Linked DNA regions of Homo sapiens: region 1 is linked to region 2. The links are chromatin loops, found by intact Hi-C in ENCODE. Cell type or tissue: Caco-2. All regions are shown on one strand.

What was found. A loop is a pair of places that touch in the nucleus more often than their neighbours do. Peaks named below come from ENCODE experiments on the same cell type or tissue, not always from the same donor. Only the 100,000 strongest peaks of a DNase experiment are listed, where the experiment ranks them.
Region 1: a loop joins it to region 2, with 10 times the contacts of the local background. A loop is called at or near these places in 2 of 110 quality-filtered maps.

What each region holds. Positions count from the first base shown.
Region 1 is chr11:10,658,520-10,661,019 of GRCh38, forward strand. All of the region lies in intron 1 of IRAG1 (inositol 1,4,5-triphosphate receptor associated 1), which reads right to left. Among named protein-coding and RNA genes, the nearest start is that of IRAG1, 34 kb to the right of the region's middle. RefSeq lists an enhancer at 650-1,849 and a silencer at 903-1,197. In Caco-2, no CTCF peak of the experiment used is centred here; DNase peaks (open chromatin) are centred at 202, 464 and 1,362.
Region 2 is chr11:10,327,476-10,329,975 of GRCh38, forward strand. The region is part of intron 1 of CAND1.11 (a long non-coding RNA gene); the gene reads left to right. Among named protein-coding and RNA genes, the nearest start is that of CAND1.11, 20 kb to the left of the region's middle. RefSeq lists a silencer at 1,247-1,541. In Caco-2, no CTCF peak of the experiment used is centred here; a DNase peak (open chromatin) is centred at 1,496.

The sequences.
Region 1 (2,500 bases), 330 kb after region 2:
CCAAGGCTCAGAGAGACTCTGGTGTTCATCCTAGTGGCTCAGAGCTCCCAGATTTGTCTCCTGCAAGTAAAAGAGACTCAGTCCTGGTCTTTGCTGTGGACAGTCCCAGGTCTGTGCTGGGCTTGCCCCATGTCTGTGCTGTGCTCAGTCCCAGGTCCGTGCTGTGGTCAGTCCCAGGTCTGTGCTGTGGTCAGTCCCAGGTCAGTGCTGTGGTCAGTCCCAGGTCCGTGCTGTGGTCAGTCCCAGGTCCGTGCTGTGCTTGCCCCGTGTCTGTGCTGTGCTCAGTCCTAGGTCTGTGCTGTGGTTACCCCATGTCTGTGCTGTGCTCACCCCATGTCTGTGCCGTGCTCAGTCCTAGGTCTGTGCTGTGGTTACCCCATGTCTGTGCTGTGCTCACCCCATGTCTGTGCTGTGCTCAGTCCCAGGTCTGTGCTATGGCTGCCCAAGGTCTGTGCTGTGGCTGCCCAACGTCTGTGCTGTGCTCAGTCCCAGGTCTGTGCTGTGCTTGCCCCAGATCTGTGCTGTGCTTAGTCCCAGGTCTGGGCTGTGCTCAGTCCCAGGTTGGTCTGGTTTCAAAGCCCCAGTTCTTTCCACTATCCCTGTACTCATGATGACTCCCCCAAAACAGAGGTTTTTGTTCCACAGGTGAGACATGAGGCCTAGTGTGGAATCCCTCCTGGAAGAGAGCCAGCCACAGTGTCTGGCCAAGTAGGTATTTGTGCTGTGCTGAACAAGTGGGTAAGTGAGTGACTGAAGGGGGTACAGCCACCCCCCAGTGTGTGGTGGAAGCCCCAGGATTCTCTCCTGAAAGTGGATCTAGATTGAAGGGAATTGTGCAGGAGCAGGAATGGTGAAGGGCGGAGATGCAGGGAGAAAGCCTCGGTGGCAACAGAAAAGGGAGGATGAGGAAGTGGAAGTCACTTCCCCCAAGACTGTGTCCCCTAAACAAAGTCACGTTTCGGGAGGCTGGCCCTGAGAACCCCGACAATCCTGGGGTTTGCACCTCTGTGGGAAACCTTCTTAGGGCCCGATTTTCTCCAGCCCTGCTCTCCGCTCCTGTGGAGCTCGTATAGGCTTTGTTGGCTGGGGGTGCCCTGGGAAGGAGCCAGCACCTGCTCAGACCAATGACAGGAAATAAGCCTAAACATCTCCCCAGGTTTCCTTTCCAGCTTGTTCACTTCAGGAATTCTTTTTTTAAAAATAGGTCCACTTGAAAAAATTTTTTCTTCTTCAAAATATGTACAATTGCTCAATCGGAGGCAGTTCAAAGGCACCGAGAATAGCAGCAAAGTATCTGAGCCTCCCATTTAGCGCCTAGCAGATATAAATCTTGCCCAGTTCTGTTTGTTCCAGGCTGCTCAGCAGCCTCTTCCCTGAGTCACTCACTCAAGAGTGACATGAGTCATCATCCTGGGGTCAAGGACCACACGGCATTCTGGGTCTGTGAGATCCCATAAAGGGCAGGGCACCGAGGGGTCTCCAGGAAGACATGGAGGATCAGGAACTGTCTCCTAGGCCCTAGGCTTGGCTCTGCCTCCCCACATGGGTGACTTTAGAGAGTCACTAAGCCTGAGAAGTAGGTGGATTTCTGGGCCCTTCTAACTTGTACTTTGGAGGAATCTCTTTAGTGGTGCACAGGAGCCTGCTTGTTCCAGCTCATAAGAGTCTAATGTAATTTTCAAGAATTCTGTGAACTGGTGGTTAAACACAGACATTATTAAAAAATAAATTACATGAACTCACATTAAACAAAAAGGAGATAAATACTCAAAATAACTGCTTTTTAATTATTTTACTACATTTTACTATTATCTATGCTCTTCTGAAGATTTATTTCTATTGTCTCTGCATAGCGGAAACTATATAATGATTTGCTACTGCCCATCTCTTCTCAGTTCCATGATCAGTGAGGGTGAGTTAGTAGCTTGCCATTGGTCATAGTGGGAGTATCTATACCATGGAAATTGGCAAACACTATGTACATATCAGGGCCTTTTCCCCCCAGAGAGCTGGCCGTGGAACATTGCCAGCACACCACTGAGCTACTCAGCCCCAGGCTCCCTGATTCTTGCTCCTACCAGGGTGCAGAAGGAACACAGATGACTTTAGTATCACCCCAAGATAGCACAGTTATGGAGACTTCATTGCCAATTGTCTTTGGACAACTTTTCCCAAGTGGACTATGAATCCCTTATCCTCAACACATCCCTGACAGAGCTCATTGTTTCTTTCCCTCCCCAGCCCACTCCTCCTGTGCCCCAGAGAATGGCACTCAAGCTACAAACCTAGAAGTCACCGTGACTCCTTCATTTCTGTCACCCTCCACATTCAATTAGATGACTCTGAGTCCCATCAATCCTAGTTCAGAAATGCCCTTCCTCCCATCCCTGGCACCCCTGCCCATGGCTCTGTGTGACCTGAGTCACTGCAACAGCCTCATTTGTCTCCTTACCTCTGGCCTGGTCCCTTCCAATGACCCTCCATAATGATACCAGAGCAG
Region 2 (2,500 bases):
GAGTTTGCATAAGTTTACTGGCTTATTTCCAGAAAAACAAGTTCCCTTTCTCCTGCTAGATAAAAGTGGGAGACATATGCAGTCTCAGCAGCAATAGAAAGCCACTCTGAGACTAAAACAGGGGCAAGCCCTAGATGGAAGCTCTCATTGTGAATGGCAGAGTGGAGTGATGGAAAATAGAACTCCCTGATAAAGTTGTTGAACTCCTAAATGGACCCATCCTCAATCCTGTCATACTTCTATTGTATAAACCAATCATCTCCTTCACTTAGTAACCCATAGTGAGTTGAGCTTTCTGCTCCTTTTAATGGAAGCCATCTTAATTAATACATTATAGCACAGGATTTACTATGGGCATTAAATGGGATATAGCATTCACAGTATCTGTCTCATGCTGAAAAAAGAAAAAAAATTCATAGTATTTAGCACAGAATTTATATATGACCCCTGCCCTTCCAGTCCAAGGGCATTAATGGAAAAGACCATAGTTTCTCAGGCCTTTGTTGGATAGGGAAGAAGAGGGCATGTGTGGACTCCAACACGACCTTAACCTGGTTTGAGGCTTGAATATCTTGCCTGGGCTAGAAAGGTGGCCCCTCTGGACTGGCTTTAATTTTAGGATCAGTCCCTTTAGAGGGAGTAGATCTTGTAAGCTGGGGTTTCCCTAGCCCTTGGCAAGTATACATGTTGAAGAGGGTTGGGAGACAAAGAGGGAAGAAAGGAGAGAACCATGACTTGCTGGTGTAATAACAAAAGGTCCTACCTATCTTTGGGATCGAGATTAATCTCTCCTGTCTTTCTTCTTTTTCCTCCTTTCTTCCTTACATTTTTTCGCACTCCCAGTTCTCATTAGGGCTGAAGAAGAAAGGGAAGTCAAAGCTGGGATGGCAAAGGAGTGGAAGTATATGCCAGAGGGAGAAAGGGGAACTTGTGTAAGCTAATTCTGATGACTTTGCATTCAAGTGTAGCACAGATCTCAGTTTTCAGACTAAATGGTAGCTTTAGACTCCTATCGGAGGTTGGCAAGGCTGGTTTCTTGGAGTTTTTGCATGAAGAACAGGAAACTAGGCAGAGCAGCCTGGTTCAAGGACAAAGGGTTATGTTATGACTAATAGGAAGGAGGAATCATTTGGAGTACACACAGTGGCTGTAAGTCAGATTTCGGTCATTTCATTACCCCCAGATTTAGCCTAAGTCACCAGGGAGAGGAGACTGCAATAAAAGAAAAATTAACAAAAAGCTGACATGACTGAAATCTGAAGGAACTTGATTCACATGACATTACTGCTTTGCAGTTGTGCTGTATTACAAGGGTAGAGCTCATTTGTCCTAGTGTTAGCATACTGCACTTGAGAGTATGCTAGAACACAGGATGGAAAAGGAGTGTGAGAAAACATTACTTCACAAAAGTGGGTCAAGGGTGCCATGTTCCAACTGTGAAATGGATGCTTAGAAATGAAAATAGAACTCCAGTGTGGTCTGACCAGAACAGGATTGAGCTGCCACCCTCTTATCGGGACACTAGATTTATGGCTGTGGTCAAGAATTGCCCTAATCTTGTTTTTATCAGTCACATTCCAATAATGCCTCATAATGAATCCATGGTCAATTAAAAGCCCAGTTGTTTTTTACATGAACTGCTGCCAAGTCAGGAATCCCTGTGAATTTGTGTTGTTGATTTTCTTTGAACCAAATACAGAACTTTACAATGATTCTTCTTGAAAGTCATGCTGGTCAGATTATTTTGCATCTTGCTTATTTTGTCTATTAGCTATTACTCTAAACTTTGTGCTTACCTTCTTCATCATTTAAGACACGTATAAAAATATTGACTAGGGCCAGGTGCAGTGGTTCATGCCTGTAATCCCAGCAGTTCTGAAGGCTGAGGTGGGAGGATTGCTTGAAGCCAGGAGTTTAAGACCAGCCTGGGAAAAAAAGTGAGACCCCCATCTCTACAAAAAATTAGAAATAAAATCAGTTGGGTCTGGTGATATGTGCTTGTAGTCCCAGCTACTTGGGAGGCTGAGGTAGAAGGATTGCCTGAGCCCAGGAGCTTGGGGCTGCAGTGAGCTGTGATCACTCTACTGCCCTTGTTCCAGCCTGGGTGACAGAGTGAGTGTGTGTATAGCTATTCAGTCAGTGGCCAAACCATATATATATATATATATATATATATATATTTTTTTTTTTTTTTTTTTTTTTTTTAGGCAGGATCTCACTCTGTTGCCCAGGTTGGAGTGCCGTGGCATGATCTCGGATTACTGTAGCCTCAACCTTCAGGGCTCAGGTGATCCTCCCACCTCAGCTTCCTAAGTAGCTAGGACTACAGGCACACTCCACCATGCCTGTATAATTTCTGTACTTTTAGTAGAGATGGGGTTTTGCCATATTGTCCAGGCTGGTCTTGAACTCCTGGGTTCAAGTGAACCACCTGCCTCGACCTCCCAAAGTGCTGGGATTACAGATGTGAGCTACCATGCCTGGCCTCATGGTACTTTTA